3 separate regions of the Homo sapiens genome follow, and all the other regions are linked to region 2. Evidence: chromatin contacts called from ENCODE Hi-C or POLR2A ChIA-PET data. All regions are on one chromosome and are shown on one strand. The core of a region is the stretch at or near the end of the contact, and the rest is flanking DNA. Distances in the headings are between cores, read along the strand shown.

Evidence for each region. A loop is a pair of places that touch in the nucleus more often than their neighbours do. ChIA-PET counts read pairs that join two places held with the same protein, here RNA polymerase II (POLR2A). Pooled maps may share reads with other maps.
Region 1: a map of PC-3 shows a loop between it and region 2 (8-fold over the local background). The contact joins the enhancer-like site here to the promoter of COX17 in region 2. A Hi-C loop is called at or near these places in 44 of 168 maps with a recorded cell type or tissue (B cell, Caco-2, Calu3 and 21 more), 9 of 37 single-sample maps with no recorded cell type and 30 of 50 pooled maps. POLR2A ChIA-PET finds 5 or more read pairs at or near these places in 7 of 52 experiments (B cell, GM10248, H1 and 4 more).
Region 3: a loop to region 2 is called in a map of naive thymus-derived CD4-positive, alpha-beta T cell, with 2.4 times the contacts of the local background. The contact joins the enhancer-like site here to the promoter of COX17 in region 2. A Hi-C loop is called at or near these places in 1 of 168 maps with a recorded cell type or tissue (naive thymus-derived CD4-positive, alpha-beta T cell) and 7 of 50 pooled maps. POLR2A ChIA-PET finds 5 or more read pairs at or near these places in 5 of 52 experiments (BJ, Caco-2, MCF 10A and 2 more).

Annotation. Positions count from the first base shown.
Region 1 is chr3:119,523,175-119,527,110 of GRCh38, reverse strand. It overlaps TIMMDC1 (translocase of inner mitochondrial membrane domain containing 1), which reads right to left. Exons shown (of 7, transcript NM_016589.4): 7 at 2,021-3,505. The coding sequence ends at 3,355. CD80 (CD80 molecule) reads left to right here. Exons shown (of 7, transcript NM_005191.4): 7 at 1,362-2,818. Among named protein-coding and RNA genes, the nearest start is that of TIMMDC1, 27 kb to the right of the region's middle. Within about 2 kb of position 2,015, at least 2 of the 41 ENCODE cell types and tissues checked have a DNase peak (open chromatin) inside an H3K27ac peak, as active enhancers do; they include B cell, where a contact is called at or near this core.
Region 2 is chr3:119,675,951-119,679,979 of GRCh38, reverse strand. It overlaps COX17 (cytochrome c oxidase copper chaperone COX17), which reads left to right and starts at 2,574. Exons shown (of 3, transcript NM_005694.2): 1 at 2,574-2,776. The coding sequence starts at 2,670. RefSeq lists an enhancer at 2,136-2,395.
Region 3 is chr3:119,807,068-119,811,451 of GRCh38, reverse strand. It overlaps NR1I2 (nuclear receptor subfamily 1 group I member 2), which reads right to left. Exons shown (of 9, transcript NM_003889.4): 2 at 4,005-4,223; 3 at 1,258-1,391. The coding sequence starts at 4,201. Among named protein-coding and RNA genes, the nearest start is that of NR1I2, 27 kb to the right of the region's middle. RefSeq lists enhancers at 1,216-1,275, 1,253-1,756 and a silencer at 1,486-1,745. Within about 2 kb of position 1,316, at least 3 of the 41 ENCODE cell types and tissues checked have a DNase peak (open chromatin) inside an H3K27ac peak, as active enhancers do.

The DNA.
Region 1 (3,936 bases), core at 766-3,265, 150 kb after region 2:
CATGAATGGGGTAAACGGAACCCAAGACTTTAGATTTGGTCTTAATGACTCTACATACAATGAGATAATTATTATCTGGGGTCTGGAATGTCCATCCTGTTAAGAGAGCCTAACACAGCACTAGCTTTAGTGAGTCACAAATCCCCAGGTATTTTCATGCAAGAGAAACTTACATGGGACATTAGAATCCAAGAGACTGATATCAGGTCCCAGGTAGTTATAAGCCTCCCTAAACAGTTCAGCTTTGACTTGTGAAGGTTAGAGTAACACCAGTATAGGAATTAGTCTACAAAATTATCTTTAAAAATAAAGGAAAGCAAGAATTGTCCTGGGCAGGAGGGGGAAATATAAAGAAAAATGAAAAATAATACCTGACGCTTATACAACAGGTTGTTTTGCAAAAACACTATTTCATCTTAGTCTTATAAAAATCTCTATGAGCAAGATCTATTTCCATGTTATGGGAGAGAAACCAGAGGCTCCCAGAGGTTAAGAGATTTGCTTGAGGTACGGTCATACAGATGAAGAATAAAACCAAGATTCAAACTGGACATCAAGTTCAGGCTCCTTTCCCTACAACCTGGCAGCCTACACATATTTTCCCCCAAGGCAGTGTCTCAACTTCCTATCCTGTTTTTTCATTTCCACTGAATGCTTGCTCACTCCTCAGAATGTCTTTTCCAGGATGTTGCTCTGGCTCAGTTCTGTCATTATCTACAATTTTCTTGACTTTCTATCTAAAAAGTCTTCTGCTCAGTCTGCTGATACTTCAAAATGAAGCCGTGTACCCAATCTTCTACACAAGGCCTTCTGTGGTCATCTTGTCTAGCTCAAGCAGTTCCACCTCTATAGCACATCTCATACCACCAGCATAGGTTGATTTTCATGTACCACATCTTCCTTCTATCCTTTACTGGACTGTATGTAGGTTTATTGAGAAAAGCAACCATGCCTGAGAGCCCCACACATAGAAGAGTGGCTTGATCAAGCATTTGGTCGTTTGGTAATAGCTGGTAATAACTAAACATTTGCCTGATCGATATTTCATGTGACAAAAATTGCCAGAGTAGTTTTAAGTTCTCTCATAATTCAGCTTTCCCTTCATATTCTTCAGCTATCAAGGTTACTGTGTACAAGCTGGGAATACCCTTGATCTTGAGATTAAAATGTAAATTAAGAGATTAAAATTAAGATCTTATATTTAAAATATATATATATACATATATAATTAAATTATATATACATATATACATATATAATTTAAAAATTATATATGTATAATTTAATATATAAATAAATTTAAGATGTTTTCCTCCTTTGCCAATATAGGGTTTGATGTAATCATTTCTTTGTTTTCTCAGGTCCCACCTCCATTTGCAATTGACCTCTTCTGGGAACTTCCTCAGATGGACAAGATTACCCCACCTTGCCCTTTACGTATCTGCTCTTAGGTGCTTCTTCACTTCAGTTGCTTTGCAGGAAGTGTCTAGAGGAATATGGTGGGCACAGAAGTAGCTCTGGTGACCTTGATCAAGGTGTTTTGAAATGCAGAATTCTTGAGTTCTGGAAGGGACTTTAGAGAATACCAGTGTTATTAATGACAAAGGCACTGAGGCCCAGGGAGGTGACCCGAATTATAAAGGCCAGCGCCAGAACCCAGATTTCCTAACTCTGGTGCTCTTTCCCTTTATCAGTTTGACTGTGGCCTGTTAACTGGTATATACATATATATGTCAGGCAAAGTGCTGCTGGAAGTAGAATTTGTCCAATAACAGGTCAACTTCAGAGACTATCTGATTTCCTAATGTCAGAGTAGAAGATTTTATGCTGCTGTTTACAAAAGCCCAATGTAATGCATAGGAAGTATGGCATGAACATCTTTAGGAGACTAATGGAAATATTATTGGTGTTTACCCAGTATTCCATTTTTTTCATTGTGTTCTCTATTGCTGCTCTCTCACTCCCCCATGAGGTACAGCAGAAAGGAGAACTATCCAAAACTAATTTCCTCTGACATGTAAGACGAATGATTTAGGTACGTCAAAGCAGTAGTCAAGGAGGAAAGGGATAGTCCAAAGACTTAACTGGTTCATATTGGACTGATAATCTCTTTAAATGGCTTTATGCTAGTTTGACCTCATTTGTAAAATATTTATGAGAAAGTTCTCATTTAAAATGAGATCGTTGTTTACAGTGTATGTACTAAGCAGTAAGCTATCTTCAAATGTCTAAGGTAGTAACTTTCCATAGGGCCTCCTTAGATCCCTAAGATGGCTTTTTCTCCTTGGTATTTCTGGGTCTTTCTGACATCAGCAGAGAACTGGAAAGACATAGCCAACTGCTGTTCATGTTACTCATGACTCCTTTCTCTAAAACTGCCTTCCACAATTCACTAGACCAGAAGTGGACGCAACTTAAGCTGGGATAATCACATTATCATCTGAAAATCTGGAGTTGAACAGCAAAAGAAGACAACATTTCTCAAATGCACATCTCATGGCAGCTAAGCCACATGGCTGGGATTTAAAGCCTTTAGAGCCAGCCCATGGCTTTAGCTACCTCACTATGCTGCTTCACAAACCTTGCTCCTGTGTAAAACTATATTCTCAGTGTAGGGCAGAGAGGTCTAACACCAACATAAGGTACTAGCAGTGTTTCCCGTATTGACAGGAATACTTAACTCAATAATTCTTTTCTTTTCCATTTAGTAACAGTTGTGATGACTATGTTTCTATTCTAAGTAATTCCTGTATTCTACAGCAGATACTTTGTCAGCAATACTAAGGGAAGAAACAAAGTTGAACCGTTTCTTTAATAATGCTGATCTACTTTTTGTTGAATTTGTATTTTATTTCAAGTGTCAAAGAAATCATCTTTGTTTATTTAGATGAAACCAAACACTACACATTTACACTCACACTGCTTCCAGGACCCAAGGGTTTCACAGACCATTTGCCTACCTGGTTCTTTCCTCTCCTCTTTCCAGTGATTTCTAGAATACCCTTTCAAAGGACCACATGAATATACGAACTGTAAAATTCAACTTTAATCTTTTGCGAAATGTTTTATTTACTGCTTAAAATCTAGGTGGGTGGATATATTCATGTATGCATATATTGATAGATTAATACAAACATAAGTATGTATTTAAATTTAAGGATAAGTAAAGTGAGAGTACAACAGCCCCATTCTTAGTTAAAAAGAAAAGAAAAAGACAAGAGCAAGCCACTGCCACCACAGGTACCAGCACTTAAATTTGTCAGCAGGCTGACCAAAGAGTGGCCTGTCTGTTGGCATTCATCGGACATGGCAGCTCCCTTCAGCTCTCCAGTGAGTTTCAAGTTCAGAGCACTTTCAGTCCTTGTCTTGTTTATCTATTACTGAAGGGTTTCTAGGAAGGTTTAGCAGTGCTTCAATTTTCTTAGCATCATTCTCAGGTTCATCTTCCTGTAAACTACTTTCAATTTTCTCAGGGAGGTGCTCAGTAACTTGTAGTCTGCCTTTCCTGTAATCAGATAAAAAGGATAAATCAAATACTGCTCCATTTCTTTAGTTCTTACAGATTTAAAACAAAAAGGATAGCATTTGTCTTTTCCTCCCTGCTTTGGTATAGCAATTTAGAAGCAAATACTGCTCCCTGAACTTCAAATACAGTAACTTTCTTCTCTCTCCTAACCTCACAAGCCAATTATGATTTCCACATTACCATAATGGATACCGTTGTGGTGACAGCTCTGATCCATAAGATATTCCTAGTATGCTGGGTCCTAGAGTTCTCACAGGAGTGATGTGTGGGAACTGACACACTTTGTGCTAAGGTGTGAAGGCTTGAAGTCTCGCTGTCCTCTTGCTCCCAGGGCTGGGGGAATGTAAGTACCCTGCCACTCTTAAACTCTGTGACCAGACCTTTTAGGAACTGGTCAAAGGCTATAACAA
Region 2 (4,029 bases), core at 1,325-3,824:
TCTCTAAACTCTGTTAGATATTTATCTTCCTTTTCTTCCTTGTTCATTTCCTATACATAAAAATGCAATAGCACAAGTGAATACAGATCAATGATTAGTTTTAAAATAAAAAAATTTTGCTTTGCATTAATTAATTAATTTTTTTTGAGACAGTCTCACTACATCACCCAAGTTGGAGTGCAGTGGCACAATCTCGGCTCACTGAAATTGCCACCCACTGGGTTCAGGTGATTCTCATGCCTCATCCCCCCAAGTAGCTGGAATTACAGGTTACCACTCCTGGCTAATTTTTGTATTTTTAGTAGAAATGGGTTTTCACCATGTTGGTTGGGCTGGTCTCAAACTTCTGACCTCAGATGATCTGCCTGCCTTAGCCTCCCAAAGTGTGGGATTACAGGTGTGAGCCACTACACCAGGCCTTGCCTTGCATTTAGATAAATTAAGTAGGATAGTAGACAGAGTACAGGGAGAAGATGATGAGACTCAGGATTGCCACTTTCAAGTTACGCAGCCTTGAACAAATGTACACCTCTGAACTTCAATTTTTCCCCAACTATAAATGTAGATAATAATTTTGACTGCCATGAAGATTAAATGATGGTTCACAACCTCGACAGCCCTACATATATGGAAGATATTGCGACTGAAGGTGACATTGTTTCAACTGAATACATATTCTAAGTGAACACATTAGTTTTTTAACTTTTAAAATTTTTAAAAATATGTAGATTTCAAATATTTTCTCCCAATTCTATCATTTATTTGTTAACTTTGTCTATAGTATTGTATGTAAAACCCCAAGCCTTTATTTTGCTGTAATGAATTTCTTCAATTTTTTTGACATGCAATTTGTACTTTTGAAATGTAACATAAGTTATTCCCCCATCCCTCAGTATTAAAATATTCTCCTCCACAATTTGCTATTAATTTCATATTTCAATCTTTCCAATCTAGGTCTTTAATGCATCTAGAGCTCTTCCTTTTAATGTAGTGTTTAATTTTCTCCAGATGGTTAGCCTATTTTCTTTTCCCCAATAATTTGTTGAACCACATTTTATTGTATATTAAGGTTACAAGTGATGTTGATATTGCTCATCCAGGAAGCACTGTTTGATTAGCAAGATTCTAAACAATGTGAGTTAGCACCTAGTTGAAAGAATTGATAATAATGGATGAGGGTGAATTTAGAACATGAGGGTAATATGTTGTATTATTAAAAATATCAATCCAGAAGGAAATAAAAATCATCCTTATTGAAAGTTTTCAGATGACAAAATGGGGATGGTCTTAGTAACCTGAAAAATACACATATAGAAATTACTCTTATACAGCACCAGTTCACAGACACGCCTGTAAATTCCCTGAGTTAAATATCTATAATATAGAAACAAACTTTGATTAGGTGATGCTGAAAGTTTAAGTACCTAAAAATACCTATCACCCTGCAGCTATTGAACAGTGCCTCCAAGTCCTGCTTTAAAAAATGATTTTATTGGCCAGGCGCGGTGGCTCATGCCTATAACCTAGCACTTTTGGAGGCTGATGTGGGCGGATCACCTGAGGTCAGAGTTCGAGACCAGCCTGGCCAGCATGGCGAAACCCCGTCTCTACTAAAAAATGCAAAAATTACTCGGGCGTGGTGGTGCACACCTGTAATCCCAGCTACTCAGGAGGCTGAGGCAGGAGAATTGCTTGAACCCAGGAGGTGGAGGTTGCAGTCAGCCAAGATCGTGCCACTTCACTCCAGCCTGGGCGACAGAGCAAGACCCTATCTCCAAAAAATAAAATAAAATAAAATAAAAAAGAGTTTATTGCCTGTTTCCAACAATACTCTGCAGGAAAAAAATCCAATGATTATATCCATTTCATTGCGAATAAGACGGGCACCAGTTTATCTATGTACCTGAGGAAATGCTATGGAAATGGTATTTTTCAATTTTATTCATCAGTATATTAACGAATATATGACTGAATAATTCATACTGAATTCAGATCAGTTGGAGGGGGGCTATAAATGCAAATTAGCTGAGGATTTAATGTGCGTAGGAGGTGTATAGGGGGTTATAGGACCTTTTAAATTCCCCCAATAGTTGTGGACTCGGTGGTTCTATGTCTTGCTATTCATTTTTAAATAGGTCAATGAAAGAGAGGAAAGGCCTGCAGTGTGTGGGGATCAGGAAGAAGGCGGATAAAAGAAAAGGGGGAAACTAGTCTGTTATTCAAGGGAACTGGCTTTCACTTATGGTTTCTCCTGTTTGGCTTGAACAAATCATTTCACCATCTTGGGCTTCCGTTTCGATATTGGGTGGGGAGGAGCGGGTGTTACGAGATCTCTCAGTTGTCTTGCTGCTTTCTTTCTTCGTGAGCCCTCCCCAAGTTGATTTAACAAATACTCTATGACCTAGAGTCCTAGAGTGTAAATACCACAGTCCAGGTGAGCGTTCAGCGGGCCTCCTTGCGCATGCGCTGAAGGGGGCACCCTCTCGTTAAGGCCCGAATTTTGCCTCTTCTGCGCACGCGCTCCTTTTAAATTCCCCACCTGTCAGAGAGAAGCAGGACTTCCTGTACTTTTTAGAGCGACTGCCGGAAGTGACTGCGGACGAATCGGCGTTTGCCGAGGCTGGCATAGATTTGGCTGTCTCCGCTCATAGCTGCTTTTGGCGCGAAAGATGCCGGGTCTGGTTGACTCAAACCCTGCCCCGCCTGAGTCTCAGGAGAAGAAGCCGCTGAAGCCCTGCTGCGCTTGCCCGGAGACCAAGAAGGCGCGCGATGCGTGGTCAGTGCGCAGCCGGAGAGGGCGCGGCCGACGAGCCCCGGGCCGCGGCCTGTGCCTTCCGGTGCCTCTGCCCTACGGCCTCTGCCCTCTGCCTTCTGCCCTCTGCCCTCTGCCTTCTGCCCTCTGCCCTCTTCCTTCCCCCCTTCCCCCACTCCTCCTCCCTGTCTGCCCCCCCCCCCCGCCCCGCCCCGCCCCGCCCCATTGCGGCGCTCTGGAGATAATTATTGGGCCTTGTAGGTTTCGTGGTCGGGTCTCTGTTGACTTATCCCGTAGCTTAGTACCGGGAAACGATGGAGAGAGAGGAGAACGGCAAGCTTCAACCACTCATTCCTTCCTACAAATGTGTGTTGAGTATCTGTTATGGGTTAAGCACTGCGTTAGGTCCGAAGATGTAGACATGGATAAAGATGCATCTTGATATAAAGGAGCTTAAAGTTAATGGAGACATAAACCAGTGACTTGTATACGACGTGGTAAGGGCTATGATAGATTTGTTAAGACCAAACAGGAAAGGTTTTCTGGTAATTTCTAAGGCTTTCTCCCAAAATTTAGAGACAGTAGGACACAGAGTGTATTCCTTACAGTTCTGAAGAGTTACGCTTCAACCCTTTTAAGACAACCAAAAGTTGAAAATCAATCAGTCTACGACGCAGGGGACAAAGTATTAAGAATAGTTCATCTAGATTGTCAATCCACAAAAGATTTGTTCTCATTTTATATAGCCTCTCTTGTGGAGCAAATCTCATTAGAGGACGTCCTCAGATAACGTGAATGTGCATCTCTTCCTCTGGCCCCTTTTGTCTTCCCAGATAGTAGATATAAGAAAGAAATCATTAGTGGTATAATGGGATAATAAGAGTGTAGGAGCTCAGTGCTTTTATTAATCCTCAGTACTTTGTAAATAATACGGGTAGGATTGAAAGACTAGTCTGAACAAATTGTTCCAGTGGTAACAGTAAGTGCTGTTGAACCTTGAATGGTATGACAGCATGATTAAGAGTCTGGGATCCACAGTCAAGGTTTGAATCTTAATCCACTAACTTGGTGACCTTGAGCCTCATGTGTCTGTAAAATGACTCTAATAAAAGAAACTCCCTCCAGTATTATTGTAAAGGTTAATGATACAAGCCATGTCAAGTGGCTAACACAGTATACATGGCAATAAATGATCAATGAATGCTAGCTATTATCTTCACAATGATCTCACTATCCCAGGCAATCTCCCATTTGCAGGCAGCTCTTGAGCTATTGAA
Region 3 (4,384 bases), core at 67-2,566, 130 kb before region 2:
CAGCAGAAGCCGTTAGGCAAAAGAGAAAGTAATGGTGACAAGCAATTCTCCCCTGTCTGGACTCAAGAGGCCTGTGGGCTCTTCTGGAGAAACACTTGGGTGAGGACAGAGATGAGGTGAGGCTGGTGTTTTGCCCTCTGCAGTGGAGTTTGTGAGGACACTGTGGGGCCCTGGCAAGAGCACGGGCTTCAGAATCCAAAGGCGCTGGGTTTGCATGAAAGCTTTGCCACTTACTACCTGTGACCCCAAGCAACCTCCTTAACCTCTCCTGCCTCCAGGTTTCTCCTTTGTGATCCGGAGAAACCGTGTTTACCTCGCACCGCTGTTAAATGAGACCTTGCATGTAGGGTGCCTAATATAGTTCCTGGTACATAAGAGATGTTCAGTAAATGGCATCTACAATTATCATTTTCTGGTGAATTATATACCAAGACTCTTCAGAGGTGTCTGGGTCTCCAAGACCCTAGAGAGCTGGGCTACAGCTTAGCAAGAAATAGCAACTCCAGAGACTTCTTATATAGCCCAGAGCCTTAGGGTCTTCTGTGGATTTCTGGAGCCCACTCATGTGTGTAGAACAAAGCTATGAGGTCCTTGGTGGGGAGAGATCAAGAATGCCTGCCAGCAGCCTAGAGAACTTGTCCTTGAAAGAAGCAGCTTTGGGTCCCTTTGTGTTCCATGGAGACAAATATGCACTAGAAACACCTAGCCTTTTCCGCATGAGCCTTAATCTCATAGTGACCTAGGAGCACAAATATATCAAAGTTAAATAGGTAGAATGAGAACACCTCATGTCACCTGTCTGCAAACAGTTCCCCTATAAAGATCCAGGTCTGGGGCAGCTGATGGGGCTAGCACCTAGAAGGCCCCGGGTCCTATCACCCATGTGGCTCCTGCTTCCCTCCCCCAGATTCACACTCCTACCCGCAAATGTGGTTTCAAACCATTACAACAATTATGAAGGGGACAAAAAGAATGATGCAGGAGCAACTGAGGGGAGACAGAGGGCACGCCCTGTCCAGGGCTGCCCAGCACACATCCCAGGGCAGAGATTACCGACTCCCTCCATCTCCCAGAGGGCCGACTGCAAGCGCTCCCCCAGGTGGCTGCCTGTTGCACACGGACACCAGCTCACATGTGCACGTGTGTTCACGCGCACACTCGGCGCGCATCTCCACACAAGCATGCCCACACCCACGGCACGTCCTTACTCAGAGCCGTGCACCCCGGCGCCGGCCCGCCCGCGCGCCCACTGCTCACTCTCCTTCTTCATGCCGCTCTCCAGGCACTTGCGCAGGCGGCAGGCCTGGCACTGTCGCCGGGTCTTCCGGGTGATCTCGCAGGCGCCCTTCCGGAAGGGGCACCTCAGCCGGGCGTTGCGTTTCATGGCCCTCCTGTGAGAGAATGGGGAGCAGAAGGGGGGATGCACGGGTGCCCGGGCCCTCGGCCTGGGGCTCCGGGCCATACCACCTCCCTCCCCAGCCCCTACCGACTCGGGGAGGGGGACACTAGCCTTTGCGTCCCAGCTGGGTCAGGCTTTATGGGAAGGGTGTAGGTGGGAGTCCCTAGAGGTCCAGGACTCAGCTAGAGGGGGCAGAGCCGGGGAGGAGACCTTTTCTGGCCATTCCGGCAGGAAATGGGACACGTGCTTTTCGCTGGCGCGGGCAGCCCCAAAACCACTTTCAGGGACACTTCCTCTCCAGGCCCATCCTCAGCGCCTTCCCTTCTTCCTGAAACACCTGTCCCCTTCTCTTTCACAGCCTTGTTACCAGAAAGTTTCCATGGAGATGGGCCTCTTCCTCGATTTCCCCTCCTTAAGGGAGGGAGCTGAGGAAACCTGACCCCAGGAGGGTAAGAAACCAGAGAAGCCCGCCCCACCCCCCCGCCTTCCCCCCCGCCTTCCCCCCACCCCCCGCCGCCTTCTCCAGCTCCCCTTCCAGACTGGGCGGCCAGGGAGGAAGGGGTGAACTATGGGGAAGTTCTTATACCCTACGGGGCAGCGACTTCCCCATGGCAGAGTGGATTCCCCTCGTTGACCTAGGGGGCAAAGAGGTCGAGCGCCTGGAACAGCAGAGCGTGCAGGCGGGACCCACGGGCCCGCACACCCCTCTCTGCGGTGCGCAGAGAGGCAATGGGGCAGATGCCTTTTGGAGACTCTGGTACAAGATCTCCTCCTCCCAGCCCGGAAGTCCTGCCTGTCCCACAAAAGACACGGTCAGTGCAGTCCTACCTTTACTTTCCCCATCTCCACAGCTGGATGGAAAGAAACAATCTCTCCCTTGGCTCTGGCCTCTGATTCTGGTCCAGAGTGGAAACTGAGGGAAGGCTGGCCCAGGAGCATGGAACAGCCAGGTAGGGCTGCAGAGGTCCCCGAGGGCAGGCCTGGGAAGCTGAGCCAAGCCCGCAGTGACCTGGCAGGTTTGAGCTTGGAGGCCTCGGGCCTCGGACCAGTGACCAGCCCAGGGGCATGTTCTTCACAGATGCCATCCCTGCCTTTTGCCTTCCCAACTGGCCTGGGTAAGAAAACTCTGATGCTACATCAAAGTCCACTGAGAATGGGTAAAAGATGAAACCGGGGCTCACATTATTTAAAGGTATGCTATGTATCAGATGCTAGGCTAGGTATTTTGCAGTTTTGTAAATTTAGTTCTAAAACCCTGTGAAACTCATAATCTCATCTGCCTAGCACAGATGAGGGAGACTGAGGCTTGGAGACGATGGATCCCCAGCTGTCCTCCAGGTACATGACAAGCTGAAATTTGAATCCAGGTCTGCCTGATACTGGATTTAGCTTTTGCCCACTACAACATGTTGCCTTTTTCTGAGAGTCCCAGGAATAGTACCCAAATGAGGAAGGGAGAGCAGAAGATTCCTGCATGCTGAGGCAGGATGCACGAACACTGCTTGGGCAGCCTCTTCTGTGCCAGCAGCATCTGGAGCTGGTGCAGACATCCACCCTCTTCCACACAGTCAAGTGGCGTGTGCCCAGCTCAGGGACATACCTGCTGCTCTTTGCTAGTGACTAGTTCAGGCATAGGCTGGGCCCGGCTCTAGCCAATGTGAGGGGACTCCTGGGAAAGATTTCCTTACTCTCAAAGATGGGCCTTTGTGCGCTTCTGCTGAACATAATGATTCCTGCCTGGGGCCCCAGCACTGTGCCCCCACAAGGGGAGCCAGACTGCAATCAGAGCTCTCAGGTGGGATGGCTGAAGAGAAAAATGGAAAGAAATGAGCTGCTGAACTCACTAACCTGGAGGCCTTCAGACTTCCTGTTAGGAGAGGTAACACATTTTCCTTATTGCCAAACCAATTGGCGACAAGTGTCCTGTGACTTGTAGCTGAACCCAGTCTGACACTGCTGATGTGTCTCACCCCTGTTATAACTCATGCAACACGAATGTTCATTTCTCCCTGGAACCTGCCCTTTTCCATTTGAATGCCCAGCCACCACGAAGAACTCTGCAAAGGGCTGTCAGGCTGGCTGTCTTGGGAATGCATGAGGGTCCCACATGTGGCTCCCGAGATGGGAGCTGCTCCTTGCATACCCTGTGCCCTCCGGAGGGTGCACCTGGAGTGCTTCCTCACACATGGCTTTCTCCCCTCCCCGCCCTTCCCCTCCCTTCGGTCTGTTTCTCTTCCCATGGTCTAAGCATTTATTTTATGCCATTCTTTATGTAACAACCACCCCAGAAGGCGGATGTGAACACTTGGATTTGGGATTTTCAAATTCCTTATCTTTCACTGAGTCATTTTCCATTTTATTCAAGAGCACATGGAGAAACCAAGGGATATCTTAATGGAAGGAGACCTTTCCTGGGTAGAACAGGAAGACTGAAGATGAAGGATTCCTCTGGGATATAAATGGCTCCCTTGAGACTAATTACAAGGCCTTTGGGTGGGCCACCAGCCCACACTCTGAACCTGGGGGACAGGTCAAGCTGAGGCCCTGAGACGTTACCCAGTGGGTCAGTGGTGGCACGTGGGTGAAGGCTGATGGGTAACTCTACCTGAAAAAGCCCTTGCATCCTTCACATGTCATGACATTGAAGTGATAGCCAGTGGCCTTGTCCCCACATACACGGCAGATTTGGGGACCTCCGACTTCCTCATCTGCGTTGACACTGGGCTTTCCAGGAACAGACTCTGTGTCCTCACAGTGTACAAAGTCAGCATGGTTCCAGCTTTCTTTGGGTCTCACCTCCAGGTTTGCTTCTGGGCCTCTTGGACTAGAAATGAGAAAACCACAGAGAATGAAAAGACTGGACAGGGATGTGTAGAGGCCTCAGAGGAAACACTCTGTCCCTTCTATGCATCACTCACATTTGGGCCTGTGAACTCGGGAGCTGACCTCTCATGGGGAAAAAAAGCGGGGAATGGGGGTTGGAAT